Regions from separate parts of the Homo sapiens genome. Here region 2 is linked to region 1. Evidence: chromatin loops called from intact Hi-C (ENCODE). Cell type or tissue: OCI-LY7. All regions are shown on one strand. Links, peaks and the distances in the headings refer to the core of each region. The heading gives the core; the rest is flanking DNA.

Region 1 (16,135 bases), core at 5,401-13,400:
ACCTGAATTTTCCTTGTTGAGAAATATAATTTTTACACCTGCAGAAAATTTTCCTTAACTGATAACTGCGCTCAAAAGTAACTGTTTGCAAGAGCAGTTTGTTATTTGTGTCTTAAAAATAATGACAGGTGGCCAGGTGTGTTTGCAAAAAGTCTAGGCAGAAAAATATATCAGTTGATGCATATGCATGGGTGTACGCATTGCTCACTATCAACTTCTTGTTTATTACCTTTCTTCTTTGGTTTTTAGTACTCAGGAAATGAAAGCCCATCACATAAGTGTATTGGCCTCCATTTTTCTATTAATCTTGATTATATCATATTAGTGTATATATCCTTAGACTTATAAGTATACCATATAGTATCCCTTCGGGAGCTGTTAAGTGACATTTCCCTTCTCTTGCTCTTTTTATGCTTTATTTAGCTTTATTCCAAGTGAAACCACTGATTGGGAGCTACTTCTGGTTTGTGTCCTGTGCTTCATTCACTCTCAGTAAATATCATACTAAAGGATGAATAGCTTTTATCTCTACTACTTGGCCAAGAGTCAAGGCTGATGGTGTTGGGATGCCAACAGTGGTAATTAGCATCAAGGAATAAGGGCATTAATCACCAGAGCTGAGGCAGCCCAGGAATCTCCTTGGCCTTTTACCTTCCCAGAAGCAAAACCATTTTTATAGCATTGCTGATCTGTGTATGCTCATTTCCCACATTTCCTGATTTCTGGCCTTGCCGTGTCCAAATAAGGTAGCCAGCCAGCCTGGCCACAGCATAGTGACAGGGAGGACAGAAATGAGATTGCAAAGAGCTTAATAGAGAATGGGTCAGATTCTTGTAGGGAGGAATATGAATCCATTGTCACAAATGAGCCATAAGTCTTTTGTCTACCTTTCCCCATCCACATTCCTAGTCAATCCTTAAACTAAAGAGTCATAGTCTTGGTGTTGCCAGGCACCTCAAGGGTCACCTTATCTAACCGTTCAACCAACCCTGAATCCTACAAGACCCCAGGCCTCCACTTGCCTTGCAATGCCAAATTGGGGAATGCAGTTAAATATGTGAGAAGAAATATAGGACATGTTCAGATAGGTGCAAAATTTTACCATACACACCTAGACCTAGCCTATTTCACGAGTCCTCAGAATGATAAAGAAGGTTTTTGGAATAAAATCCCATAATTGACTTATAATTTGATTTTAAAAAGTAAGATGTACATAAGTAACTTCTTATATGAATTTATTTTGTTCTGATATTTTATACATAAAAGAAAAAGTGAACTCTCTGTAAGACTGGAGATTGGACTGAGGGATCCATTTTTGCTAATTGTTGATTGATTATATCTTCCAAAGAAATCACTGTATATCAGGTTAAAAGTTGTTGATTTTTTTTTATATCTTACTATTTAAAGGAAAAAGAAATATCTGAAAAAGAAGGTCTGGATTAGAAATTTGAAAACTGTAGCCTCTTAGAATAATTGTGAACGTTTCCATGATGAAAAGGGAGTGAAGAAGGATTAAAGGAATGAAGAGAACACCTTCCTCCTTTCTTCACTGGCAAATTTTCTGTAATAGGACACATAGTGGGGCTGGACAATCCTGCCCAGCTTCTGTTCCCAAACTGAGGCAAGAGCAGCTTCTTAGATGATGCCACTCAGGGCTGCACATTTTAAGCTCTGCAAGCCATGGACTTCTCAGACTCAGCAGACTGAAGCTCCTCTGCAGGAGAAAACGTGCTTTCATTTTCTGTGAATATATTTATGTCATGTTGTTAGCTGAAATGGTTCAAAAATATTGTCTCTCCTGTAATGGGGAGAAAATGCCCAAGGATTCCCAGAGGGTCTCAATGGAAGAGTAAGTGTGCCAAAAACTGTATACTTTCAATATGTTCTCCATAATATTATTTTGAGGATTGGATCTAGTAGTAGACACAAGTCCTCATGTTTGTTTTCAGGTCACTTCTACTCTAGGAAAGTATGAGAAACTAATATTTAATATTTGCCTCAGTCTTTGAGAGGAATATGTCATTCATTTGCTGAGACAATAATTAAGAAGTGCAAAGATTAAGAAATACGAATTTAAATATATATATATATATATATATATATATATATTTTTTTTTTTTTTTTTTTTTTTTTTTTTTGAGAGAGAGGGTCTTGTTCTTTTGCCCAGACTGGAGTTCAGTGGTGTGATCACTGCTCACTGCAACCTCAGCCCCCCAGGCTCAAGCAATCCTTCCCACCTCAGCCTCCCAAGTAGCTGGGACTACAGGCGTGCACCACCATGCCCAACTGATTTTAGTATTTTTTGTAGAGACAGGGTTTTGCCGTGTTGCCCAGGCTGGTCTCGAACTCCTGGCCTCAAGCAATCCACCCTGCCTTAACCTTCCAAAGTGCTGGGATTACAGGCATGAGCCACCATGCCCATGGTCATTAATTTTTTAAAAATAGAATTTGTTTTTAATTTAAAGATAAATTATCTCATTTGACTTTTAGTAGTAAATGTATCAGAGCTCTAAATAATAATTAAGAATAGCTCTCTAAACAGAAGACCTGTATGAAGAGATTGGTAAAGTGCTGAGAGAAAACAAGTCTAATTCAACCAATTAATATGAATATAAAACACTTTAAAAGTACTTGTTTGATTTTTTTAAAAAGCTTTAACACTGATGGTTTTTCTATTGCTTACCTGTCAACTGGCCTGGTTTTTCTTAAACAGAAATTTTTTTTTAATCAAGTAGTCCTTAAGTGTTTGTTTCCTATCATAGAGTATGATTTGCCATTTTCCATAGTACCTTCTCCCAGATTAGATCAGTTGACCCAAAATTAGTAATTATTTATTACATTGCCAATTAGAATATTTAATAAGGTACATTCCATTTTATCACTTTGAAATATATTTTATGGAAAAAAGTTTAGAAATTGTTAGAATATGCTATTTTTGTTTTTTAAAATGGCTTGGTGAAGATATTATTGAGTCAGGCAAAAGATTTTGAGAAAAAACTAGAAAGGAGCAAAGGAGCCATAATATCTTAAGAATTATAAGATTTTCACATATTTTAGGGTTAAATATTACTTCATTCTTTTCTCTTTTATTGTTAATCAAGAAATATATGCTATGTAAGATCCAGCCCTCCAAGATTACTACATTGACTTTGGTCAGCAACTATTTCTTTTTCTTTTTCTTTTTTTTTGAGACGGAGTCTTGCTCTGTCACCCAGGCATGATCTTAGCTCACTGCAACCTCCGCCTCCCAGATTCAAGCAATTCCTGTGCCTCAGCCTCCCAAATAGCAGGGATTACAGGCACACCTCACCACGCCCAGCTAATTTTAGTATTTTTAGTAGAGATGGGGTTTCACCATGTTGGCCAGGCTGGTCTTGAACTCCTGACCTCAAGTGATCCACCTGCCTCAGCCTCCCAAAGTGTTGGGATTGTGGGCATGAGCCACCATGCCCAGCCAGTCAGCAACTATTTCTTAAGTACTTCTCTATCTGTATGCCTATGTTATGAGGAATATAAAAGAAGTCAGTAAGAAGTTTCTCTCAAAGAGTTTACAGTTTAATAAAGGAAATAACATAAGCCAAATATTATACAGCGAAGCAGAGTAGAAAGAGGCCCAACTGAGTCAGGAGATAACAATTCCAGTCATTAACTCAAATACTGTTTAGCTGACACTGGGCGCTGTGGCACACACTTGTAGTCTCAGCTACTTGGGAGGCTGGGGCAGGAGGATCTCTTGAGTACAGGAGTTCTTGGCTGTCCTGTGCTATGATCATGTCTGAGGATAGTCAAGGCACTCCAGCCGGGGCAACATAGCAAGACTCTGACTACCCCCACCAAAAAAAGATACTATTTTGCTGAGTTGCCTTAGGCAGATCACTTAACCACTTCACCATTCTGGGTCTAAGTTCCTCACTTGTGAAATGCATGATGTGATCAGCACATTTCTGTCATTCCTTTTATTTTATTTCATTTTATTTTTATACCATCAGTTTTGATGAATACTGATCTGTCATTCCTTTTAGCTGTAACAGTCTCCTTTAAAGAGCAGTGCTCACTAGTTAACTACATAATATGAGTGTATCAGGAGTTCAAAGTAAGGATGCTAAGGGTTGGAAAGGCTCCAACAAGATATGAGATTTAAAGAGGAAATTGACCTTGACCTGGAAAGGTGAGCAGAATTTAGATGAGTGGAGTAAAAGTATTTCAACCATAATCAGAAGCCAAGCATCACGTGTTTCAGGAGGACAGACTGATGCCTAATGAGAGCAGAGTGCATGTTGGGGAGGAAAAGGAAATAAAGATGAAACAGATCTCGGACAGATTCTACCATCAAAATCAGGCAGAGAAATAGTCTTCTTACTGTAATCCAGAAAGAGTCATTTTAGGTTTTGAGCAGGAATGTGGTACCTAGAGTAATGTTTTAGGAAGATTAACAGGTCAGTATACTCTGGGAGAGGTTGTAACTTTCACCAACATGTCCAGTGGACCAGCAAGTAGTGTCTCCTCTTGGGAAGATCCTTCTTTCCAGAAGGAAACTTGGTTAAATAAACTAACATGCTAGATATTTGTTTGTTCCCTTATGCAGGGTAACAGACACAGTCCTACCCTTTTAATATTTTACTCACACTTCTCCCTAATCATCCACCAAATATTTATAGAGTACTTAATAGAAGGCTGTCATATTTCTAGGAACTGTAGTGGGTACCAAGATGTGAGTAAGAGTCTCCACTTTTATGGAGTCTTAATTTAGAAGAGAAAATGAGGTCAGTACATAGATCACTAGAATGTGAGGCAGATTATAATTAGTACTACAGGATCAGTATGACCAGAATGCTATGGATGATCGGAGTGGAACTGGGCCTTGAAGGCTGGAGGGTTGGAGATTCTGTTGGTGCAAAGGTTGGGGGGAGTATGAGGCAGTAGCTGTTTGGTTTTTCCTAAGCAAAGGAAATCATGAGGGGCATCTTTATCATCTCTTCCTTCTCTGAAGTTTTATGTTTCTGGGGAAAACACAAGAGTTGGGGCTGGGCGCAGTGGCTCACGCCTGTAATCCTAGCACTTTGGGAGGCCGAGGTGGGCAGGGCAGATTGCCTGAGCTCAGGAGTTCGAGACCAGCCTGGCCAACATGGTGAAACCCCATCTCTACTGAAATACCAAAAAAAAAAAAAAATTAGCTGAGTGTGATGGCGCACATCTATAATCTCAGCTACTCGGGAGGCTGAGGCATGAGAATCACTTGTACCCAGGAGGCCAAGATTGCGCCATTGCACTCCAGCCTGGGTGACAGAGCGAGACTCTGTCTCCAGAAACAAACAAACAAAAAACCGGAGTTGGCAATTACAGAGTATATTCAGAGAACTACAGACTCAGAAAGGTTCTACTTCCATTTATGTCAGAGTAGCTCCTATTTGATCAAATTACCTATTGATCACCTCTGCAAACTCTGGACAAAATCTGAAAAATAACTATCCAGAAGGCACTGCTTATCAAAAGCAGGGAGAAAGTAGAGCACAGCCAACACTTGGAAGAAAGGATTGATACTGGTGAGTTTCTCATTTTTATAGTTTTTCTCCTGAGGGCAGATCACAGTTAGTCTTATACGGATGTCTAAAACTCAGTAGAAACCTGCTGTTTTTAGCTCGAAGAACCAGAGAAGAGCAAATCAGTGACCATAACAGCTGGAAAGTATAAGGAGAAATCTGGGAAAGGAGAGAACCACAGAGGAATAGCCTGAAATTTTTCCTGTAAACTCTGCCCAAATCTTGGGCTGACCTGTGAAATATACATACACAGCAAATGCTAAAATAACTGAACGGAGATTTTCGCTGCTACGCATCATGGAGGAGACAGAGTTTGGAGCTTGAGGCTAACCAAGTTAATTACCTGCTAACATAGCAACAACAACAAAAAATCAATATACTTAAGAATCCCAAGTCTCCACGACATACCATATACAGTGTCCAGAATACAGTCCCAAGTTACCATGCCCCTCATCAGGGTACATGGCTGGACAGAGTATGGACTGGATTTCAGCTCCTAATTGCTGCCTCGAGGAGGGGCATGAACCAGGTATACTTGAGAGATTGCACGAAACAAGATAAATAGAAGAGAAATCAGAGGATAGGGCATGGAGGAGGTCAGGGACGAGGACAAGCCACCTAGGGCTCCAACGGTTTCAGTCTGAATAACCAGAGAAATGGCAGGACCCTTAACAGACAAACCAAAATGCTACAGGTAGGAGAACGGGGCTTACAAACAGTTGGAAATTTAGGACTGAAGATAAAGATGTAGAGGTCATTTATAAAGGTGTGTTAGTTTGGAGCCTAAAGGAGTCAATGACATCATCTGAACTGACATAGAAAAAGGAAGAGATGAGGGTGTGGGTGGGGTTGAAAAGTATGTTTTCACTAGAGTCAATGGAAGGAAACAGAGCCAGAGGACTAGTATAGTTTAATCAAAGGCACAGGAGAAACTATACACGTTCCTCACCATTTTACTGAAGACTTTTAAAACATAGAATTAATTTACTAGGCTAGGCGCGGTGGCTTACGCCTGTAATCCCAGCACTTTGGGAGGCTGAAGTGGGTGGATCACAAGGTCAAGAGATGGAGACCATCCTGGTCAACATGGTAAAACCCCATCTCTACTAAAAATACAAAAATTAGCTGGGTGTGGTGGCGCATGCCTTTTAGTCACAGCTACTCGGGAGGCTGAAGCAGGAGAATCACTTGAACCCAGGAGGCGGAGGTTGTAGTGAGCCGAAATCACGCCAGTACACTCCAGCCTGGCGACAGAGAGAGACTTCGTCTCAAAAGCAAACAAACAAACAAAAAAACAGAAGTAATTTACTAGATCAGTAATATCTTAGGGTTTGGATGTTACTTTGTAGAAAATCTTAATATAGTAAGCCACTGTCATAAGTTTATTAATTACCTAATCTTACTGCTTTTTAGCCTTAGCATATGTGAAAAACTGTAAGTTGTAAATTACTATACACATTTACATGGGAATATAAAAATTATCTTGCATACATGTTTGTACTGTCAATTTCTTTCCTGAACTTTCTGCATTGTCTCCCTATCATGTCCTATATAAATCCAAATAGTTACATAGTCACATCATCCGAACTGCAGCCTTTGCAATGCACTTCTTAATCTCCCCCTTCACTGCTTTATTAAAGCCAACGATGCTTTGTCTTTCTCAGGCTACTTCTTTATGCCAAATTCCATTCAATTTCGTGTTCATGAAATAGATTTCTACTTCCCTACACTGGGCTATTTCCCTCTGTTGAAAACCCACCTTCTCTAAGAATATCTCTCTCTACTGACGGATGCTCAGTACATACTTGGTAACTAACAAAATCAAAAGAGGCACTGCTGTTTATTATCTGAAGTTCTTACTGACATTTTATTTCCCTGATTCTCTTTTGCCTCCTGTTTAACTGAAAGCAGATGAAATAAGCTTTAAGCAGAAATAGAATAATTTTAGCATGGATTTATTTATGTCTTATCTGATTCCAAAAAGTATTTTATATGTGTGTACAGATACACACACACAACCATATACACACAGAATTAAATTTTTTAAAAATCAGGACAAAGGGAAAATAATGAATACTTAAGCTGAAAGACAGAAAAGTTAATATACATAAATCTACATCATAAACTTCTACATAGTTCTTAAAATCAAACAATTAAGTCAACACTCAGCCTTCTATCAGCCAAAGAGGGGAAAAGATATTCAGTAAGTTAGAAGATAAAAACAAACCAGTTACTCAGAAGTGATGATTTTTACTGGCACTTGTACCTTTCATAAATGGACTTCTGAAAGATGCCAGGAGACATTTCCTCAGCACCATTCCTGCTGCCGACATATGCTTGTATCTGATAGATTCTTATATCCAAGCTGAAAACATAATGACAAAGTAAAGTTTAATGAAACTATGCTATAAGGGCAAAAATAGTACTTTACAGCTGAGCTTTTCTCTTTATTTATCTGGCTTGATCCAGAAAAAATAGTTCTAAATGTTTAGAGATTGAATAGATGCATGTTATTCCGGCCTTTCATGGATGTTTTTATCTTTTAATAAAATTTGGGCAGCAGATAATTCAAGGTTGTCTTTTGGCAAGAAGATGAAGTGAATAATTCTGTTAGTCTTACTCATAGTTTGAAGGGCTTGGCCCTTTATTCCAGCAGCACGGGGAGATATTCAGTCTTGCCCTGATTCACTTTTTAATATCTTTTGAATATGAATTAGAATTTTTAACTGAGTATTTCCATGATTTGGAAAGCAGAAGAGTGGGAGGAAGAAAGCAACTCTTCAATATCCACTTCTTTTCCAGCTCTGATTAAGCTTTTCAAATATCCAAGCCTGAGAGAGTTCCATTTCTTTCCAATGGACTCTCACAAAGAAAGCAAAACAAACAAAAACAACAGCAAAAAGCAAAACAAAAGTAACAAAACCTCTGCATTTACAAGACTTTAACGTGTTCAGAAGTTACAGTTCTCAAATTTAAAATAACTTCTTAGCTATTCTAAAGCCTTTTCTCCTTTTTCATTTTGGGATCCTAAATATCTCTTTTTGTGCCACTTAGCTCTGATTTCCAAAGGAAAAAGTTAACACTGGTTCACCTTTCATGTCACATGCACATGCAAGACTGGTGTCAGAGAGTCTAGAACCTGACCTTGCACTATGCAGCTCATCTTTCCCATTTCTTCTGGGTAGATCTCAAAGCCAGACAAATGTACAAGTCTTTCCTCCCAAGGAGATGTAGCAAATACTGCCCTCTACTGAGGGTACAATCAGGATGGCTTGATTATGTTAATGATTAAGTACTGATTTCAATGATTATGGTAGAATAATGCTGGTACTAATTACTTCATCATTATTATATACTTTCTTATTAAAATCATTATATTCAGAAAGAGAATACAAAAGTGGTGGAAACATATTTCAGCCTTGGCCACATTCACTTATTATGTTCTGTAGTCTGGACAATCAGATATCACAGCACTATGTCTGAGGCATTCATGATAATGTTTAAACTTCCTTCTGTTTTGAACTAGCTAAGAAAATACCTTTTCCAGTGGGAAATTAGAAGGAGTTATTACAACATTATTTTAACAAAGGAGCTTGTGAAATAATTCTAGCAACAGTTGGGCTATTTTTCTTCCCCTTGCCAGTATTTTTTTTTTGTATCTACTGGATTGCTAATATTCAGAGTAATTTCACAGGACTAGCTATTAATGCAGTTACAATAAATTTTTTCTTTGTTCTTTATGACTTTAAAGGGTGAATTGTACATGTTTAACAGTACAGGATCATGTTAAAGTAAATGCCTTTTAACAAAAAGCTTCTCAAAAATATTAAACTAACCAATCAAATAATTATACACACACACACACACACAGAGAGAGACATACATTTGTAACGGCATGTTTTTAAAAAATGTTATATTATCTGTGTTCCTGGATCTGGAAAGTATGGGTTCTTTTATTAGGCTAAATGCTTACTGTAATGTACTATCCAGCTCACTTGTGCTGTTCCTGTTTTTCTAGAACAGGGTTTGCTTAGGATTGGCCTGAAGCTAAACAAATCTTAGCAAGGGAGCCGTGAGAATCAAAACCTAGTGATCCGAAGTGTTCCCACAGCATCTGATAAACTCCAAAGCTTAAACCTCTGGTTTCTTTAATTCAGAAACCTTAGATACTGTGAGAACTAGGAGGAGAGTCGAGCCAGGCTAAATCGTCTGGTGGTGAAGATAGCTTCCAGAACATGGTGAGCCAAGGTGTGTGAAGACCCATTTCCTCCAGCCTCACAAACCAAAGCAGCAGCCTTGTTCTTCACAGACTCCCTCTGCCTTCTGACTGCCCCTCACACTACAGTTAAGCTGAAAACTTAAGCTGAATAAAGAAGCTAGGCAAGACTTTCTAACTCTAGAAATATGGAGGGTCTTTCTGAGTGGGGGCTCTGAGCTACACTAGCTCATTTGCTGTTGTTAATTCTGTTGTACGGTCGAACCCAGTTTATCCCATTTCCAAAAGGAGCAACTTGACTTCTCCTAGATTTTAGATGTCTACCAAACAACAGATACCAGGTAATTAGCAAGGTATAGTCTGGTTCATTCAGTCCCAGGTGGTTAGTACAACCCATTCCACTAATTTTTACCATGTCGTGGATATGCTTTTGCAGTTGTTATGTATTGTCTTGGAGTTGTATTGATGCTTACATTTAGCGATGCTCATTAATGATGATGATGCTAATTAGGACGATTTCCTACTTCTTCATCTTCTTTTTCTTCTGTTTTTGAGACACAGTCTCACTGTCACTCAGGCTGGAGTGCAGTGGCATGATCTCAGCTCACTGCAACCTCCGCCCTTCAGGTTCAAGCGATTCTTGTACGTCAGCCTCCTGTGTAGCTACAGGCCTGTGCCACCATGCCTTGCTAATTTTTGTATTTTAGTAGAGATGGGGTTTTGTCATATTGGCCAGGCCAGTCTCGAGCTCAAGCAATCCGCCCGTCTCGGCCTCCCAAACTGCTGGGATTACAGGTGTGAGTCACCACACCTGGCGTCACATTTTCATTTTGGTTTTCTGTTTTTATGCCAATTGTTTCCATCCCCGCTCCCCCTGCTCCCCTGCCCCAGTGAGTCCAGCACGGTGCTTTTCACCTGGTAGATCTGATTCGATAGACCTGACTTGATGTGGCTTGTGTCTTGAGAAAATTGTCAGTTTCAGGATCCCCAGAATTAGACATCTCCAGAATTTGGAGATCTCTTTATTACATACACAAAGCTGGTCGAGTAGAGTAGAGGAGTGTACCCTCCTCTAGTTTGTCACATTGATTTTTTTGTTAAGTCATTGTTTCTACAAGCAAAATATGCCCCCCCCACCCCGCAAAAAAATACTGTATTAACCATTAAAAGGGGATGAGAATTTAGCAAAAATCTGGCAGATTTAGGTAGAACCAACCTCCTGCCATTGAGACTGTGTAAATCAAATGGCAAAACTTTCCCTCAGCACTCCAAAGAACACCCTGAGAAGCAGAATGTGTTAAGAATTGGTGATATTTTCTAGAATGGTGAGATATTTCCCAGCTGGGTGTTTGGACTTCATATTCGTGAGATTTCTCATATTGAGGTGCCATATGAATCTTGGGAAATTATTTACTCTGCAAATACACACATTTCAGTGCTCTGCTTTTCTTTCTTTTTTTCTTTTCTTTTCTTTTTTTTTTTTTCAGACAGAGTCTTGCTCTGTCACCCAGGCTGGAGTGCAGTGGTCCCATCTCAGCTCACTGCAACCTACGCCTCCCAGGTTCCAGTGATTCTCCTGCCTCAGCCTCCTGAGTAGCTAGGATTACAGGCGTGCACCACCCTGCCCAGCTAAATTTTTTTTGTATTTTTAGTAGAGATGGGGTTTCACCATGTTGGCCAGGCTGGTCTTCAACTCCTGACCTCAAGTGATCCACCCATCTCGGCCTCCCAAAGTGCTGGGATTACAAGCATGAGCCACCACACCCAGCCTTGTTTTTCTAATTATTATATTTATTATTTTGGAATCTGGCACATAAAAATAGTCTTAACATCAATTCGTGTGATATTTTCAGTTTGTTTTGAAAAGGATACATTCATCCTAATTCCATTCAAGCATTTTCTATTAAAAGGTACTTCTCTTTAAGATATGAAGTATTGTCATTGCCATGTAAATAAAGTAAGATACCACGCATGTTTGTTTAATGAACAGCTATCAGCGTATTCCTACAAAGGGTTTATAAGGAGGAGTCTATACAGATAAAGAGTAACCCTTAGGACCGTATAATCTAGATAGAGCTTGAAATCATAATCGTCCTACTTCAGCTGAAATAATGGTAGCAGAGCAGAGCATTAGTGAGGCAGAGGAAAAAGAAACTCCAGCTGACAGCTCATTTGGGTATACTGAAGTGGATCATTGTAGGGCAGAAGGTGGTCTGATGGTAATGCTCGTGCATTTCACATTGGTGTGGCATTGAGAAAATTCCCACTTCTGGCACCAGGGTCGATACCAAAGCAGACAACTGGACCATTTCACATATAGGAGAAAAAAGACAGCAAGCAAGCTCTTTATTTTTAAGTTTGTTAGAGAAACTGGGCTACATATAATCAAGCTGTATACTCTTGGTAATTAAGGAAAACAAATACTCTTTGCAAAGTCATTATAGATTTAAAGTTCTTTAAGTTTTCATCAGGTTTCCACAGAAACAAAGAGTTTGAAACAATAGTGGAGAATGCACAAACCATCGAGTAAGTGGATTTTAATTGTTCCTGTTAAGAAAATTATTCAGATAACCAGCCACATCAAAGACTATTAAACTTTTTAATTGCTCAGGTGGAAAGATGGAGAATGTCATCATTATCTATCATAAGAAGAATCAGCCTTAGATAATCCTACTTGAATTTTGAGTTAGAATAACATACTCAAGGATGCTACTAACTGAAGTGCCATTTAGTACTCAAAAGTAATCATATGCTTTAATTATTCATAGGGCACAATGCATGAATTCACAATACTAATTATGGTTTCAAAAAGTGTATTATGCTATGGTTTAGTTACATAGGAGGATCAACTAATGCAAAACAAAAGTATAAATATTTGCAACTGCCATAGATATACTGTGCATGTAATTTAGTTGTTTGTTAGTGTGGTCAAAGGAGTAGAGAAATGTCTTTTCCCTGTGTTTTGCAAAGTTCTTGTAGGATTTAATACAGTGCCTCATATTTATTAAGCATTCAATAGTTATAATTGATTTTGAAGACTTGGTGATAGTGTCTTTATTTATTCATTAATTGTGTGTTATGCAAAACTCTGTTCCCTAGTCTGTGCTAGGTGCTGGGGACACTGAGGTGAATAGAACTCCCTGTCTTGTACAATGACGTAAATGAGTGTGGCAACAGCAAATGTAAATGGCATTGTAGCTCCTCAAGGTCTTTAGTATATGCTTTGTGTTGAATATTTTACATATTCATGATGTATTGTAATATTAGGGAAGATGCAGGGGATGAAATAGCTGAAAAATAACGCACAGTAAATATACTTTGGAATTAATAAAAATCTTTAATGTTGTTTTTCTACATCATTATTTTGGTTTGACTCTTTTCTGTCATTATTTTGCTTCTTTCTCCTTTGGAAAATACTGACAAATCTAAAAAAAATGAAGATTATTAAACATACCTCTAAGTCTTTCACTCCAACCATTTAGAAATAACAAGTAACATTTTAAATATATTTACTTATGCTTTTTTCTGCATATATATTTTGAGCAAAACAAACATATAATTTTGCATTATGCTTTTTCACTTAGTTTTTTTTATCATGGCATGTTTCCATATCATAAAATATTTTTCATGGACACCATTATTTGTTGGCAACATATTATTTTATTACATCAATGTGCCTTAATTTATTGAACCATTCTTCTGTTATCAGATATTAAAGTTGCTTTTTGGTGACATAGTTATAATCTTATGTATAACCTTCGGTTGAATTTCTGATCACTTTCTCCTGATTGATTTCTAGAAGTGAAATGATGGGTGTAAGTTTATAACTTTTTTTTAGGGCTCTTACTACAACCCATCAAACTGTTTTCAGGAACAACTAAACTGATTTGCTCTTCCAGCAGCGATGGATGCTGCATTACATGTTTGCCGGCATCAAATTGCATAATTTATTTTTCTTTGCCAAATTGCTATTTGAAAAATGATATAACATTCTTATTTCTTTGAAATAAGAATTTCTTTATTACTACTGAGCTTGACTATTTTTTCATTTGTTTATTAGCCTCTTTTACTTACTATATTCTTTGCTCCATGAATTGTCTATTCAAATTCTATATTCATTTTTTTTCTGTTGCAATGCTGTTACAATTTTAGTTTTATTGTAGTCAATCCTTGTCTCACTTAATTCCTTTTTCATATCAGTTTGCTCTCTCCCTGCATTTCTCTGCTTGTATTTGATTGGGTCCATGTCTTGTATTCTAAAACGATACCACAAAATTTACCAACTTTTTCCTTCTAGTTCTTGTATACAGTAAATCATAAGTTTTATTTCTGGAAATAAGTTTTATATTACACCATAAAAATTCCAAAATTGATTATAAAAATAAATGAACATAAAATAAATGATGATATATGTGTTTAAATATACTTATCAATTATGCAAAACTAATTCTTAACTATAAAAGCTGGATCATATTTTTCTGCAGGGGCTGGACTTGCTAATGACTTAAAAGCTTTCACTAGTAAATCTCTGTAGCAAGTATAGTGTTTTCGTTAGCTCTTGCTGCATAATAAATCACCCCAAAATTCAATGACATAAACTGAGTAACAATAAGCATTTGTTATTACCCTCTAGTCTACAGGCTATGGGGGAGTTCTTTGGATCTCTGTTGGGTTCATATGTGCATCTGCAGTCAATTTGCTGCACTGGGCTAGGCTCTTCTCATCTGTGTGGGGCCAGCTGGCTGTATGCAGCCTAGGATGCTCTCTTGGCTTTTGTCCTTTTTGTGTTCTCTCCTCCTCCAGCAGGCTAGCCGAGGTATTGCAAAAGAGTGAACAGAAGCATGCAAAGCCTCTTGAGACCTAAGTTCAGAACTTGAAAACTGTGACTTTTGCTTCATTCTGTTGGCCGTGGTAAAGTTGAGCCATGGTAAAGAATAGACTCCACGTCACAATGCAAGAGCTGGAAAGTTGCAATCCAAAGGATATGGACAAGGAGGCAAGAACAATTGCAGCCATTACTATAATCAGATGACCCCTCACCCCACATAGGCCTTCTTCAATTCTCCAGTGGGTTTTAAATTATCATAATTTAGTTCTAGAGAATTTTTTAGTTAATCCAAGTAAACATCTTTAAATAACCCAAACATTTTTAAATAATGAATGCTTGGGAACAAAAGGGTGAGTGGCAACATTGTATTTAAATCAGTATTGGTCACAGTGATCAAGATCTCACACATCAAAAATGATATCCTTTATGTGATACACAGGGTTATGTAAGATGATTTGGCAGCATCGATATGTAGTTTGGTGAAAACATTCATTATATTTCTGTATATTATATAATCATGAGAAGAAAAATAAACTTACAAATATATTTTGAAATATATCGGCCAGGCACGGTGGTTCATGCCTGTAGTCCCAGCACTTTGGGAGGCTGAGGCAGGCAGATCACCTGAGATCAGGAGTTCAAGACCAGCCTGACCAACATGGTGAAACCCTGTCTCTACTAAAAATACAAAAATTAGACAGGCGTGTGGCATGCACCTGTAATCCCAGCTACTTGGAAAGCTGGGGCAGGAGAATCACTTGAACCCGGGAGGCAGAGACTGCAGTGAGCCAAGATTGCGCCACTGCACTCTAGCTTGGGTGACAGAGTGAGACTCTATTTCAAAAATATATATATACATGAAATATTGAATTTGAATAAAACTATCAAATAAAATGTTTTCAAATTTGTAATGAGAAACTTCCCTCCATAAATGTAACTTTTTTTTTTTTTTTTGAGACAGGTCCTTGCTCTGTCGCCCAGGCTGGAGTACAGTGGCGCCATCTTGGTTCACTGCAACCTCTGCCTCCTGCGTTCAAGCCATCCTCTCACCTCAGCCTCCCAAGTAGCTGGGACTACAGGCACGTGCCACTACATGTGGCTAAGTTTTGTATTATTTGTAGAGATGAGGTTTTGCCATGTTACCCAGGCTGGTCTCAAACTCCTGAGCTCAAGCAATCCACCAACCTCAGCCTCCCAAAGTGCTGGGATTACAGGTATAAGCCACCATGCCCAGCCCATAAACATAACTTTCTAAAAGTCAGTTTTGATACTTGAAATGGGATAAATGAAATTCCTGATTAAGACTTTTAAAATTTTAATCCAGGCCAGGCATGGTTGCTTATGCCTGTAATCCCAGTTCTTTGGGAGGCCAAGGTGTTTGGGATTGCTTGAGCCCAGCATTTTGAGACCAGCCTTGGCAGCATAGCAAGACCTCATCTCTACCAAAAAAAAAAAAAAAAAAAAAGCTGGGCTCCATTGGTAGGTGCAGCACACCTGTAGTTCTAGCTACTCAGGAGCTAAGGTGGGAGGATCACTTGAGCCCAGGAGGTC
Region 2 (16,135 bases), core at 4,517-12,516, 510 kb before region 1:
GGGTGACTTTGATAGGCTGGAACTAAGTTTTCTGGATTTTATAGGCAAATTCTATGACTATATCATTCATATAATAGAAGGGGGTAAGGAGGACCAAAAAGGAAGAAAAAACTGAATTTCAGGTTCATTTGCTCAGGCTCTCAGTTCCTGCAGAACATGAGTTACAACAGTAGTGATGAGGGCAGCCCAGGGTGCTTCAGATGCAGTGTAACCAGCTCAAGTCCTGCTGCTCGCCGCTCAGAGGTCAAAAGCACAAGAAGCGAGGTGTGGTGAAAGGAAAGCAACTTTATTCAAATGCTAGAAGTTGGGGAATAGCCAGGCTCATGCCTTTAAAAGACCATTCCCAACTTTAGGCTAGGGAGAGGGACTTAAAAAGGGGAACTTGGAATGGGAAGTATGCAGGAGTGGTGCTGAGTTCAAGGTCTGTGTCTCTTGTTTCCCTGGTGACTGTCAGGGTGATCTGATGTCATCTGAACGATGGCCGGGTTGTAGACTAACAGCCTTGAGGTAATCTCTGGCATTTTGCAGCTGGGCCTCCATGTCTGGTTTATGTCAAGATTAGACCCTGGAACTTCTAAGTAAGCACATAATTAGATCCAAGTACAATTAGATAAATGTGCATGGTGTAAGGGAGTGTATGGTAAGAAAGGGAGAGACGCGGTGTTTCAAATAAAGTACATTTCAAGGCTACGTCCTAATACTAAGGAGGAAAAAAGGGTTTCTGCAGTAGGCTTCAAGGTTACATCTTGAGACTGGAGAGAAAAGAGAAAAAGGGGGGAAAAAGTTTTGAAATGCATTTTGAAGCTGAGCTATTCAGTTCCCATAGGGTCCCATCTCCAATAGATGAACCTAAGAAATAAGTGAGCAAGAGAACTGTGGGGCTGTCATTTATATGGTGTTACAGCTGCTGTGACCCATCCCTCACCTGCAGGTATCAGATGAAGGGTCCTAAATTGGAATCAGGCAGAGAGAGAATAAGAGAAAGAGAAGGGATTGAAGTACACCCAAAAATCCTTTATATATTAACAGGCATGTGAATCTTTAAGATGCAGTACAGGATGTGAGGTTTACCAAATTATTTGACCACTGCCTCCCTTTTTTTTTTTTTTTTTAACAGAATAAGCAAAACAAGAGTTTTTTTTTAATTATTATTTTTTTCTTTATTTTTTTTTCCCCTTTGGTAGAGTCAGGGTCTCACTATGTTGCCCAGGTTGGTCTTGAACTCCTGAGCTCAAGGGATCCTCCCACCTTGACCTCCCAAAGTGCTGGGATTACAGGGGTCAGCCAACATGCCTAGTCAACAAGGGTTTAGTGTTTTGCAAAAACACACTTGGGAAATGCTGGTCTAGTAGATTTTTGGAACACACATGCCACCAATGGATGACTTTATCAAGAGTAGAGAAACCAGTTTGTCAGGTAAGAAGGGGAAGGAAAGACAGGGAGGAACGAAGGTGCTCAGCGGAAGGGAAGGAACAGGAATGACAGCTGGAGAAAGTGGCATGGGAGGAGGATACTGAGGAAGAACTGATTGCTAGGGGTGTTTCGTTTTGCTTTGTTTTTGAGACAGGGTCTCGTTCTGTGGTCCAGGCTGGAGTGCAGTGGTGTGATCACAGCCCACTGAAGCCTCAACTTCCTGGGCTCAGGTGATTCTCCCTCCTCAGCCTCCCAAGTAGCTGGGACCACAGGCCCACACCACCAGGCACGACTAATTTTGTTGTTGTTGTTGTTATTTTCTGTAGTGATGGGGTTTCGCCATGCTTCCCAGTCTTGTCTCAAACTCCTGGGCTCAAGCTATTTGCCCACCTCAGCCTCCCAAAGTGCTGGGATTATGGGCATGAGGCACTGTGCCCAGCCTGGTTTATTTTCTTTTAAAATATGTGTGGTCTTGCCATGTTTCTAGAACACACTCTCAGCCCATCTGTTTTCCATCTCTTACAGGATGCTTCTAGCTGCTCTCCTGGGTGGAACATCACAGAAATCATCCCCCTGCCCCACTCTGGGGCTTGGGGCCCTCCTGGTCTGCCAAGAGGTTCCCAAGCTGATTGCCAAGGGGCCATCTTATTCTTAGATACAATCTTATCTCCAATCCCTATGGAAGGTTTAAGTAGTAATTTACTCAAAGATTTAGGAAAGAAGTCCAGAACCAAGCTTCACTGGGGATGGGAGTTGGGGTGGGTGCGGTTTAAAGTAAATATCCTCAGACCCCTACCCAGCCACTTTGCTCCCAGTCACCAATCACAAACCAAATCCCCACCACGGGGTTTTCCGAACTCTTACAGTCTCACAGCCTTTGATGTTGGCCCTCAATGGCCTGTGAGGGACCAAGCTCTGGTCACATGGATGGAGAGAAGAATCAATGATACCATTTGTTACTACCGGGTCTTACATTTGGGGATGTTGCTAGTTTCCGCCGATCTAGAGCATCCAAAGTCAAGCACATTTAATCACCTTAAGGAGTAATTTTCTTTTCTCTTTCTTTTTCTTTTCCTTTTTTTCTCTTCAAGACAAGGTCTCACTCTGTTGCCCAGGCTGGAGTGCAGTGGTGTGATCGTGGCTCACTGTCGCCTCCACCTCCTAGGCTCAAGTGATCCTCCTACCTCAACCTCCCAAGTAGTTGGAACCACAGGCAGGTGCCACCATGTCTGGCCAATCTTTTTCTTTTTTGTAGACATGGGGTCTCACTATGTTGCCCAGGCTGGTTTCAAACTCCTGGGCACAAGCAATCCTCCTGTCTCAGCCTCCCAAAATGCTGGGATTACAGGCATGACCCACAACACCTGGCCAAGAGTGATTTTCAAACCCTGTCTGGTCACCTTAGGAAATCCATATTTACCTAGTAACTGCACCGTGACTATCTTGACAGCTAATGATCCAGTCTCATTCTGTCAGAAAAAGAAATGCCTCTTCCTTACATTAAGAGGAATGGGAAACCTGGACAGCACCTCCCTAATTCCTGGAGTGTGTATGTGAGGGGCGTCAGTGTCAGTGAGAGTTATGGAATGGGGAGAAGATGGAAGGAGAAGGAAGGAGCCTGTGGAGTGCGTGGAATTGAAGATACAGAAAGAGGGATATTTTGAAGATTTATTTATGAACCCTAAACTGTTTTTTTTGTTTTGTTGTTGTTGTTGTTGCTGCTGCTGTTGTTTTCACAGAGACTTGCTCTGTCGTCCAGGCTGGAGTGCAGTGGGGTGGTCTCCGCTCACTGCAACCTCTGTCTCCTGGGTTCAAGCGATTCTTCTGCCTCAGCCTCCTCAGTAGCTGGGACTACAGGTGTGTGCCACCATGCCTGGCTAATTTTCTTTTGTATTTTTAGTAGAGACAGAGTTTCGCCACATTGGCCAGATTGGTCTCAAACTCCTGATCTCAGACGATCCTCCTGCCTTGGCCTCCCAAAGTGCTGGGATTACAGGCATGAGCCACCGTGCCTGGCCCCTAAACTGTTTTTAATTCCTATGATTAATGTGGTTATAAATAAGCTTGGCAAGAAAAATACTTAGTATAATTTATCATCTCAAGAGATAAAAGTATAAAAGTACAAAACTTTAAAATAATGCTCCTTAAAAACATAAGCTCTAATTCTGAATATGCCATTAACTAACTTTGTGACCTTGGACAAGTCACATCACTTTGCACTTTACAATTGAGTGTGTTTGTTTTATCATCTACAAAATGATATAATATTACACACTTTATCCCCTTTACAGGGATACTATGAAGGTCAAATCAGATTACATTAAAATAGTGATAATTACTTACATTTGCATAGTACTTTATCATCCACAAAACATTTCTGCATATATTATTGCATTTGCATGAAAGAGCTTTGAAAAGTTATAGTGTTATAAAAGGACAGTGCCTCTGTTTGAATACCAGCTCCATCTTTCTCTCCTTCAAATTGCTAATCAGTAAGATGAGGCTAGTAGTAGCATCTGCCTCATAGGTTGTTGAGAGGATTACATAATATGCTGCATAGGCAGCTGTGGACTCAGGGCCTGCATAAATAAATATTCAGACCGGGCACAGTGGCTCACACCTGCAATCCCAGTACTTTCGGAGGCTGAAGTGGGAGGACTGCTTGAGCCCAGGAGTTTGAGACCAGTCTGGGCAATAGAGTGAGACCTTGTTTCTACAAAAAGATTTTAAAAATTAGCCAAGCATGGTGACGCATGCCTATAGTCCCAGCTACTCAGGAGGCTGAGATGGGAGGGATCGCTTGAGCCCAGGAGGTCAAGGCCACAGTGAGCAGTGACTGCACTACTATACTCCAGCATGAATGACAGAGTGAGACCATGTCTCAAAAAAAAAAGGAAGAAAGAAATATTCAACAAAATCCACTTTGTTGAATATTTATGTTAATACTCAATGTTAAAAAATGCAAATGTCACCTCCTAAAGGCCTTTCAGGCCTCTTCATCTAAAACAGTGCCCTCCTTCTGCCATCACTTTCCAGTTCCTTGCCCTGGTTTATTTTTCTGAGTAACACTTTATGATATAAAGTAACTACTTTATATCATATTTGCTTAAAATCTCCATGAAGACAGAGATTTTGTCTGTCTTGTTTACCTCTCTATTCAGGATAGTAGATACTCAATAAATATTTATTGATTGAATGAAGTTAGTTATCATAATTGCTATTGTTATTATTACCTAATGTCCCTTCCTCACTTTGCCTTCGACTGTCTTGTATCATCGAGGGCATTAGAAATATTCTCTCTGGCCGGTGCAGTGGCTCATGGCTGTAATCCCAGCACTTTGGGAGGCCGAGGTAGGTGGATTGCTTGAGCCCAGGGGTTTGAGATCAGCCTGGGCAACATGGCAAAACCCCATCTGTACCAAAAATATAAAAATTAGCCAGTCTCATAACCTGGTCTCAAAATAAACAGAAAAAAATGTTTAAAGAAATATTCTCTCCAAGTTTTCAAGAACTACTTAAATCAAGCAATTACCAGGTTGTTGCTGTCTTCCCAGGAATTTTTATTTTCTAGTATGGAGGACCACCAGCAGATGGCAATCAAGGAATACAAAAATCTGAGTTTATCCTATTTAGGAAGATTTTGGTAAATAGATTTAAGAATCATAAGATGAGCTGGGCACGGTGGCTCACACCAAAGTAATCCCAGCACTTTGGGAGGCTAAAGCAGGAGGATTGCTTGAAGCCAGGAGTTTGAGACCAGCCTGGGCAATATAGCAAGACCTCATCTCTATAACAACAACAATTTTTTTTTTTTTTTTTTTTTGCAGGGGTGAGGAATCTCACTCTGTGGCCCAGGCTGAAGTGCAGTGGCTCAATCTCAGCTCACTGCAACCTCCACCTCCCAAGTAGCTGGGATTACAGGCGCCACCCACCATCACACCCAGTTAGGTCTTTTGTTTTTTCGTTTTTTGTATTTTTAGTAGAGATGGGGTTTCCCATGTTTGCCAGGCTGGCCTTGAACTCCTGACCTCAGGTGATCTCCCCGCCTCGGCCTCCCAAAGTGCTGGGATTATAGGCGTGAGCCACCACACCTGGCCTCCATTTTTTTTTTTTTTTTTTTTTTTAGGAATCATAAGATGATAAATTTAAGGTAAGCAGACCACTGTATTCTACCTCTTGAATATCGGCTCTTCTCAGAGCCAGTTTCTCATGCCCCAAACACATCTTCTACCAGTGACTAGAATTAATGTCTAACCTCAAAAAAGTCACCGAAACAAATTATAAGATCCTTTAGGTAATCTAGCGGAAACTTAGGCCTGGTGTGGTGGCTCACACCTGTAATTCTAGCACTTTGGGAAGCCAAGGTGGGAGGATTCCTGGAGCCCAGAAGTTCAAGAACAGCCTGAACAACGAAGCAAGACCCCATCTGTAATTTTAAAAAATTAAAACAACAAAAACAAAGACAAATGGAAACTTTAGTTATTCTATGTAAAAATGAATTAGTAGAATTTGTTTTTATTTAGGTATTATATTTCCTTTTGATTTCCTGCTTACATCTTGAGCCAAGGTACATTTTCTTTGGTATGTAAAAAAATGAACATTTGTGTAAATGCTTTTCCAATGGTAGAAAACTTATAGTTCTGGCAGAATAGAGCTGCAAAATTATCAGAGGGAAGGAATTTGCTGATAACATTCCAGTACATGTACATGGGGATGGGGAAAGGGAGTTCACAGCAATTTTACAACTTTAAGAAAAACGAATTTTACAACTGGTTTTACAAAAATAGGAATTTCTTTTCTTTTTTTTTTTTTTGAGACAGAGTTTCGCTTTTGTTGCCCAGGCTGGAGTGCAATGGCACGATCTTGGCTCACCACAACCTCCGCCTCCTGGGTTCAAGCAATTCTCCTGCCTCAACCTCCCAAGTAGCTGGGATTACAGGCATGTGCCACCACGCCAGGCTAATATTTTTTTTTTTTTTTTTTTGAGACGGAGTCTCGCTCTTTCGCCCAGGCCGGACTGCAGTGGCGCTATCTTCGCTCACTGCAACCTCTACCTCCCAGGTTCACGCCATTCTCCTGCCTCAGCCTCCCGAGTAGCTGGGACTACAGGCGCCCGCCACCGCGCCCGGCTAATTTTTTGTATTTTTAGTAGAGATGGGGTTTCACCGTGTTAGCCAGGATGGTCTCGATCTCCTGACCTCGTGATCCGCCTGCCTCGGCCTCCCAAAGTGCTGGGATTACAGGTATGAGCCGCCGCCCCTGGCCCTTTTCTCTTTTTTTGCACTTTGCTTCTGAAGACGTGTTAGAGAGTAGGTGTTCAATTAAATCAAACACTCTCAATAGGGTAATAGAAGACTTTGTCCTTGTTGACGAATACTGGTATCTATGCTTTCCATTTGCTAAAATTGCTCTGAGTTTCCAGGGAGAGTTGCAGTGTGGTCAAGCCTACAGAATGCTAATACTGCTAATTTTTCTGTTAGGTTGAAACAAAGAGAATTTCAGTTTATAGTTTACAGCTCAAATATATTTGATGGCATAACAAAACCCCTTGAAATATGGCTGGTACTTCATTGTAGAAGATGATTAACCTGTCTTGTTTCATTTTGTTTTGTTTGACGATACCTTTACCAGAAAAAAGCCTCATAAAACACTTTAAAAAACAAACAAACATTGTACCTGGAGAGTGTGGGGAATGTCCAGTATTTAAGAGAAGTTATGAACAATAAATAATATTTTTGGACTTCTGCTATGTATTAGGCAATATTATCTTAAGACAGACAAATTATTTAGCCCATATATATAGATTAGGCAATTAAGGAGCAGTGAGATTCATAGTTTGCCAAGGTTACATGAGCTGAGATTGGAACCAGGCCTATTTGGGTAAATGTAAGCACTTCCCTGCACTATAATTAATTGTTGATCTTATTCTAACAAATGGTGTTAAACACTTGGAACTTCCTAGTTAATGCAGAAATTTAACCAAATCACCTGGGAAACTGTTAAAAATTTAGAGTCCCAGACCATATCCCTAGAGATACTAATTCAGAAAATCTGGTGTGGGGCCTAGGAATCTGAGGTGTGTTTTTGTTTATTTGTTTATTTTTATTTATTTATTTTTTTGAGACAAGAGTCTCACTTTGTTTCCCAGGCTGGAGTGCAGTGGGGCAATCCTGGCTCACTGCAACCTCCGTCTTCCGGGTTTAAGCGATTCTCCTGCCTCAGCCTCCTGAGTAGCGGGGATTATAGGCATGCAGCACTATGCCCAATTTTTATATTTTTAGTAGAGACAGGGCTTCACTGTTTGTTGGCTGGGCTTGTCTCAAACTCCTGACCTCAAGCTATCTGCTCGTGTCGGCCTCCCAAAGTGCTGGGATTACAGGCATGAGCCACCGTGCCTGGCCAGGAATCTGAGTTTTTAACAAGCTCTCCAGTGATTGTGCTGCAGGCACTCTTCTGACCTCAAACACTTTGAGAAAGCACAGGCCCAACCCTGTGGACCTTAAAGAACAAAGAATTCTTTGAGAACCTGATGAAAGCTCTAGACCATTTTCTAGATAAATGCACATTTCACATCCCCAAATTTTACCTACAACTTAAGAGGGTTCACAGACACTCTGGACCTATGGATGCTTGGTCTCTTTCCTGTCCCAGTTGAAACTGGCCTGATAAGGAACCTCTTCCACCTCTCCACCGAGAGAGGTCACTCTTCAGCCTCAAACAGCCTCCCTGTTTTTTCTTTTTTTCTTTCTTCTTAACTACAAAGGGAAGAGTTTTCCAGGAAAATGAAGTGACTGTTGTTTGAAAAGGAGCTTCATCTTATAAATAGAGCAGCCTCTGCTGCTGTGCTTCCAAAAGTTAAGCTGAAACAGGATAATAGTGTTATCTGCAATCAGGATGAAGGCCAATCTGGATAAAGGTGTTGGGATTAAAACCAACAGCAGGGACCAAAGATTAATAAGGGCACAACCAGAAGAAAGAATCATTAAATTTATTTTCTCAAGAAGCCCTTTCTCTAATGTCTTTTCAGACTCTAGGTTTTCTCTTAGGTCTTTTATTTTATTTTATTTATTTTTTTGAGACGGTGTCTCCTCTGTCGCCCAGGCTGGAGTGCAGTGGCACAATCTCGGCTCACTGCAACCTCCACCTCGCGGGTTCAAGTGATTCTCCTGCCTCAGCCTCCCGAGTAGCTGGTACTACAGGCTCATGCCATCACCCCCAGCTAATTTTTTTTATTTTTGTAGAGATGGGGTCTCACTATGTTGCCCAGGCTGGTTTTAAACTCCTGGGCTCAGGCTCTCCTCCCACTTCAGCCTCCCAAAGTGCTGGAATTACAGATGTGAGCCACTCACCTGGCGAGGTTTCCATTTTTAAGCTAATCTTTGCATCTTTAAATAACTCAAGACTGATGCAGCCCATCTTTTAAAACATAGCTAATATTGATAGAGTCCTCAAAAGTTTGCTTGTGATATGTTCTGGATTCTGTAACATCGAAAAGGTGTAAGGAGAACATATAAACCAGGAGCTGTAAACCAGGGGCTCCAGACACAGATCCAGAGAAGTTGATAGATAGATAGATAGAAGTTAAGGAAGAAGTGTTGTTTCTGCAAGCACCCTGGTATTGTTCATAAATTTCGTGTGTTTATGTACTTTTGGGGGGAGAGATTCAATGGCTTTCATCAAATGCTTAAGGGAATCTTCAACTAAAATTTTAAAAGTAATCACTTATAAAAGAGTCTTATCTCACAAGGACTAGACAAGCAAACAGGCAGCAAAGCTTGTGGCACAGGCATAGTGACCACTGACTTAAAGTGGCCTATGCACCGTTGTCAAAACACCTGTCACGATTTTGGTTTATATTTGGGACATTCTGCCAGAAGGACCACTTGTTCAGAAACACGTCCTCCCTGGCTGGGTGCAGTGGTTCACGACTATAATCCCAGCACTTTGGGAGGCAGAGGCAGGAGGATTGCTTGAGCTCACGAGTTGAGACCAGCCTGGACAACATAGTGAAACCTCATCTCTACTAAAAAAAAAAAAAAAAAAGAAAGAAAGAAGCATGTCTTCCCTGATGTAGGAAGAGAAGCATGTTTTTTAGAGCCAGAAAAACCTGTTGAATGACAAGGACAGATGATACAAATTCTCCTGGACTCCTAATGCGATTTAAAATCAGGAATGATAATTTCTAATTCATCAGATTGCTGGGAGGTATCAGTGAAATGCCGCATGTAAAGCTCCTCGCACAGTGTCTGGCATAGGTGAGCACTCAGGAGTGTTATTGTCCCTCTTCCTCACCACCACACTAAGATTCTCCATGATGGGAATGCTGAGAACAAGCAATCTGCTGCTAGGATGGGGCTGCACCTGGTCAGACCGACCCGAAATCTGGTCTAGGAAACCTGAGGGAAAACAGATTTGTTTGGAAATTCCTATTTTCAGGTCTCTCACCGGAAGTCACAAGTGATGAAAATACATCATTCTTGTCCTTGAAGTTGTTGGACCCTAAGAGGGCAGATGGTACAAACAGTAAGTTAGCAGCGGCCACAGGGCACAGGACACTCACAGCACATGAATAAGCAGAAATACTCTACGCGCTTGATTAATAACAGGTTGTGATAGACAGGACAAAACCACATGGAGTTGACTTAGGAGGTATTCATGAAGGAAATGATTATTGAGCGATATTTTTAAGGTGGGGGAAGGGATATCATTTAGGAGAAAGAAAGAAAGAGGGGAGAAAGCTGAAAAGGTAGGAGAGAGTGCCATTGGGGCAGGCTTAGGAGCAGATTTGCAGGGCAGCAGGGAAGCCATGCTTGAGGGCCTGTGAAAAGATGACAGCAGTTAGGTGTGGGGGAAGGGAGGTAGCTAATTGGTAGAGACCCTTGAAGCCTGTGATTAGGAGTTTTAATTTAATTCAAGAGGCAATTGGAGCTATTGCAGGCTGCTAAGAAGGGGAGTGATATGATCAAAATGATGCTTGAGGACAACGGTTCTTGCTGTTCTGGCTGCTGTGAGCAGAGTGGATTAGATGAAGGAGATCCTCAGGCTGGGGGTGCTGATCTGAGGCTGTTTCACAAACCAGGTGTGAGGGGACGTGGCCTAGAACAGGATTCTGGGGATGGGGTAGAAGGAGCAGAGCTCGAATATGTTATGTGGGATAAACATTCATTCATTCTTAGAACCGGGCACTGGGTTGGACACTGGATATCGTGGGGCACAGAGGCTAAGATCAGGGGAGACAATTAAGCTTTGTTAATATTGTAGGATTGAAGTTCTGTGACCATTAAATCAGAGAAATGTGGGAGCACATAGCAGGAGCAGCACCTCACTGAGTCATGGGGAGGGACACGGGGGTCAGGGAAGTCTTCCTTGAGAAAGTGGTGTTTAAACTGGGCACTTAAAAAAGAATCAGGAGCGAGGGTAGTGGCTCACTCCTGTAATCCCAGCACTTGGGGAGGTCGAGGTGGATAGATCATTTGAGGTCAGGAGTTTGAGACCAGCCGGACCAACATAGTGAAACCCCACCTCTACTAAAAATACAAAAATTAGCTGGGCATAGTGGCACGCACCTATAGTCCCAGCTACTTGGTAGGCTGACGCAGGAGAATCACTTGAACCCGGGAGGTGGAAGTTGCAGTGAGCTAAGATTGCATCACTGCACTCCAGCCTGGGCAACAGAGTGAGACTGTCTCAAAAAACAAAAAACAAAAAACAACAAAAAAAAAAACAGAATCAGGCTGGGCTCGGTGGCTCATGCCTGTAATCCCAGCACTTTGGGAGGCTGAGGTGGGTAGATCATTAGAGATCAGGAGTTCGAGATCAGCTTGGCCAACGTGGTGAAACCCCATCTCTACTAAAAATACAAAATTAGCTGGGCATGGTGGCGGGCGCCTGTAATCCCAGCTACTCGGGAGGCTGAGGCAGGAGAATTGCTTGAACCCAGGAGGTGGAGGTTGCAGTGAGCCGAGATTGTGCCACTGCACTCCAGCCTGGGCAATAGAGTGAGACTCCATCTCAAAAAAAAAAAAAAAAAAAAAAAAAAAAAAAGAATCAGATCTCAACTGAGTAAGAAGTCATTGGGGAAATGTTACAGGCAGGGAGCCTCAAGATAAAAAGGCAGGGGTAGCCACAAGGGAAGGGAAGAATGACTCCAGGAGAGGCTCAAGGGGGCAAGCAAAGGGGGAGCAGACCGAGAAAGGCCTTTATTTTGCAATATGGGTTGTGGACTTTATCCTAAGGGCCGTGAAGGGCCATAAAAGATGAACGATTCATGTTTCATTTTAACAAAATCCCTCCAGCTATGTTGTGGAGGAAATGTATTGCCGGAGGTTAGGATGGGAATCTACCTGGGAGACATGTTGTCATAGTTTAGGGGAGAGGTGATTGGGAAACTGAGATAGATACATGTGATGGATTCAAGAGATATTTAGGATATAGAACTTAGGGGATGAGAAAAAGATTGAGAGAAGAGAAGGAAGGCAAGAGTATAAGAACAGATGTCATCAGCCCAGGGAGGGAAGAGGTATTGTTTAGGGTCACACAGCCAGCCTGTGGAAGTATCAGTATTAAAATCCAAGTCTCTAGTATTTAAAACAATAACAACTATATATATATATATACACACACGTATATATGTATACTTGTATATATGTGTATATATATATTAGGCTAGGCATGCTCATGCCTGTAATGCCAGCACTTTGGGAAGCTGAGGCAGGAGGATCACTTGAGCCCAGGAGTTAGAGATTAGACTGGGCAACATAAGGAGACCTTGTCTCTACAAGAAAACAAAAAAATTAGCCGGGCGTGGTGGCATACACCTGTATAGTCCCAGAACTCGGGCGGCTGAGATGGGAGGATGGGTTGAGTCTGGGAGGTTGAGGCTTCAGTGAGCCATGATTACACACTGCACTTCAGCCTGGGCAACAGAGTGAGAACTGTCTTAAAAACAAAAACAAAAAACATGATCTTTCCTTTCCTTTCTTATCATGCTCATGTTTTCCTTTCCATACTTGAAAATATTTTTAAAATTTATAATAGCTATTTTAAGTTCCTTGTCTACTTAATCCATTATCTCTGTCACTTATGGATCTGTTTCTATTGGTTAGTGTTTCTCCTGGGTGTTAGTTCTATTTTTCTGCTTCTTTGCATGCCTGCTAATTTGTATTGGTTGCCAGACATTGTGAATTTTATTTTGTTGGATGCCAGATTTTGCAGTCTCAGTCTCTCTCTCTCTCTTTTTCCAACATGTCAAAAAGAACCTTTACTACTTTTATAATAGCCTCTTAACGCTTTCTTGCCAGATGCTTTTGGACAACATGCTTTCTGGGCACGTTGCTTTTGAAACTTCTGAGCTTTCAGAGGAGGCACTGCCTCTAGCCTGTGGCTTTCTGGGCAGGAACCTTCTGGGCTGGAGCCTTCTTGCCTGCAAGAAGTCATCTTTTTTGCTGGAACTATAGCAGCAGGTACTTTTGGGGGAGAAGGTTTCAAGAGACCTGCCTTTTGAAGCTTCATGTTCTTTTTTTTTTTTTTTTTTTTTTTTTTGAGACAGGGTTTCACTCTGTCACCCAGGCTGGAGTGCAGTGGCACAATCTCGGCTCACTGCAACCTCCGTCTCTCGGGTTCAAGCAATTCTCCTGCCTCAGCCTCCTGAGTAGCTGGGACTACAGGTGCATGCCACCAAACCCAGCTAATTTTTATATTTTCAGCAGAGATGGAGTTTTGCCATGTTGGCCAGGCTGGTCTCGAACTCCTGATCTCAAGTGATCCACCTACCTCGGCCTCCCAAAGTGCTGGGATTATGGGTGTGCGCCACCGATCCTGGCCTTTTTTGAAGCTTCTTAATGTCATTCTTGATTATTCTGTTCCTCATTTTCTTTGCCTTTGTGACTCTCCTGTATATTATGAGCAGAGTCCTGTGCTCCCCCATGCCACGTGGACAGCGCCTGGGGAGAGTGACCTCCCAGGATATCCACACTGGAAGGTTTTGTCGTGTTCTTAAAGAGTTTTGGACTTGCAGGATTCTCGCCAACCAGGATCATGCTCAGGTTTGTTGCCTGAGGCCACCCACTCTTCCACCTCCTGCCGCACTTTCTGCTTGATCTGCTGGGCTAGTTTCCTTCCAGAAATGACAACAGCTTCATTTTGAACTGCCGCGAGGTGGAAGGGAGCAGCTATGTGCAGGCTGCAGCAGCCAGGCAGCCAACACGGACATGAGGGAAGTCGCAGCCATAGCCCGCGCCGGTGACCACGACGGGCCAGGTCACACTTTAATCAACAGCAATCACCAGAAAATTCAGTTATGAACTCAGTAGAATTCAGCACTTGCCAAAAATTCTTCAGACATATGTTGTTTAAGAGTTACCATGTAAGGACTAATTAGCCATTATTCTTTTCAGTTCTCTACTTTCCATTTCTATTTCCTGTCAGTGCAGTAGAAAGTCATGGTGGCCGATGTAGGACTGTCTATGGGCAAATTAGAAAAAAGTGTCCCTCGGGCCAGGCACAGTGGCTCATGCCTATAATCCCAGGACTTGGAGATGCTGAGGCAGGAGAATCACTTGAGCTCCGGAGTTCAAGACCGGCCTGGGAAACTTAATGAGACCCCTTTTCAATTTAAAAAGAAAGAAAGAAGTGTCCCCTCCTTAAGACATCTTTTTGTATCTATTGGAAAACTGTCATAAACATCTGATTTTATTAAAACAAGAAACGTTGGCTAGGCACAGTAGCTCACACCTGTAATCCCAGCACTTTGGGAGGCCAAGGTGGGTGGATCACCTGAGGTCAGGAGTTCGAGACCAGCCTGGCCAACATGGCAAAACCTCGTCTCTACCAAAAAAAAATTAAAAATTAGCCGGGCATGGTGGCGCATACCCGTAACCCCAGCTACTTGGGAAGCTGAGAATCACTTGAACCCAGGAGGCGGAGGTTGCTGTAAGCAGAGATCATGCCACTGCACTCCAGCCTGGACAACAGAGCAAGACCCTGTCTCAGAAAAAAAAAAAGAAAAGAAAAAGAAAAAAAGAACAAGAAACATTATTGCCATCTACCAGACTTTTTATTTTTTTGAGACAGAGTTTTGCTCTTGTTGCCCAAGCTGGAGTATAATGGCTCAATCTCAGCTCACTGCAACCTGTACCCCCGGGGTTCAATTTATTCTCTTGCCTCAGCCTCCCGAGTTGCTGGGATTACAGGCATGCACCATCATGCTCGACTAATTTTGTATTTTTAGTAAAGACAGGGTTTCACCATGTTGGCTGGGCTGGTCTCAAACTCGTGACCTCAGGTGATCCGCCCACCTCAGCCTCCCAAAGTGCTGGGATTACAGGCGTGAGCCACTTCACGTGGCCTACCAGACATTTTTCATGATAAATATTCAAATCTACAATGTAAATAGCATCCCTCAGATTTACATAGGTGCCCTGGGTCAATGAAACCACCAATAATAAGAAAAGTAAAATATAGACATAGATTATTAAATTGTAAAAAAATTAAGGTGAACTCATCATATATAAAGGAAATATCTTCCCAGCTCTGTCATTGAAAGTGACCCCCCTGTGGCACTCCTCTTACCTTCCCACCAACATTTTTATGCACTCCTAACACCCAGATTTTGTTCTCTAAAAGTATTCTCCATTAAACAGAACCAAGGTGTCTTCCATAAAAGAACTCTACACCTGTTTGGTATATCCTATTATTTGCAGGAAACAAATGTTACTGGAAAGGGGTCTGGATCCAGACTCCAAGAGAGGGTTCTTGGATCTTGCGAAAGAAAGTATTTGGGGTGAGTCCATACAATCAAGTGAAAGCAAGTTTATTAAGAAAGTTAAGGAATAAAAGAATGGCTACTCCATAGGCACAGCAGCCCTGAGGGTTGCAGGTTGCCCATTTTTATGGTTATTTCTTGATGATATGCTAAACAAGGGGTGGATTATTCATGCCTCCCGTTTTTAGACCACATAGGGTAACTTCCTGACGTTGCCATGTCATTTGTAAACTTTCATCGTGCTGGTGGGACTGTCTTTAAACATGCTAATGCATTATAATTAGCATATAATGAGCAGCAAGAACAACCAGAGGTCACTGTCATTGCCATCTTGGTTTTGGTGGGTTTTAGCGGGCTTCTTTATTGCAACCTATTTTATCAGTAAGATCTTTCTGATCTTATCTTGTGCTGACCTCCTATCTCATCTTATGACTTAGAATGCCTAACTGTCTGGGAATGCGGCGCAGTAGGCCTCAGCCTTATTCTACCCAGCCCCTGTTCAAGATGGAGTTGCTCTGATTCAAATATCTCTGACACAAGGATGTCAAAGGCAATACTGAAAGGAAAGGAAGCCAACCAAAAGGGCTCCCATTGGCCAGCCTGTGATAATGTGAGCATTAGAAAATAACAATATCAATTTTAGATATCTTTAGTAGTAGTAATAGTAGTAGTAAGTAATAATATGACAGTTATTTTGAACTAGCTGAACCTGGATAGCAATGAGTTTATAACCATAATCAAAGGAGAAACACTCTTTTAAATAGCAACAGATAGTTGTAATAAATAAAAAGGGTGAATATTGAGGACTAAACTTTGACTTTTTTCTTTTCTTGCCCAAATTCCTACCTAAGGGGCCTGAGGAGTCACATCCTACAAACCATAAAGTCTCATCAGAGGGGCTTTATTTAACCCTATATAACGTGGCTCACTTTCCAACTTGACTCTGGCATAACATCGCAT

The links. Hi-C counts contacts between places; a loop is a spot of excess contacts. Peaks named below come from ENCODE experiments on the same cell type or tissue, not always from the same donor. Only the 100,000 strongest peaks of a DNase experiment are listed, where the experiment ranks them.
Region 2: a loop joins it to region 1, with 2.5 times the contacts of the local background. A loop is called at or near these places in 13 of 110 quality-filtered maps.

Annotation. Positions count from the first base shown.
Region 1 is chr6:108,483,549-108,499,683 of GRCh38, forward strand. The region is part of intron 10 of AFG1L (AFG1 like ATPase); the gene reads left to right. It overlaps LOC124901370 (a long non-coding RNA gene), which reads right to left and starts at 14,893. Exons shown (of 3, transcript XR_007059698.1): 1 at 7,807-14,893. In OCI-LY7, for the core only: CTCF peaks have their summits at 8,800 (motif pointing left) and 9,001; a DNase peak (open chromatin) is centred at 8,773.
Region 2 is chr6:107,972,390-107,988,524 of GRCh38, forward strand. It overlaps the pseudogene MTHFD2P3. Among named protein-coding and RNA genes, the nearest start is that of SEC63, 22 kb to the left of the region's middle. RefSeq lists an enhancer at 16,001-16,135. In OCI-LY7, for the core only: CTCF peaks have their summits at 4,987 (motif pointing right), 5,187, 8,123 and 8,326; DNase peaks (open chromatin) are centred at 4,992 and 8,082.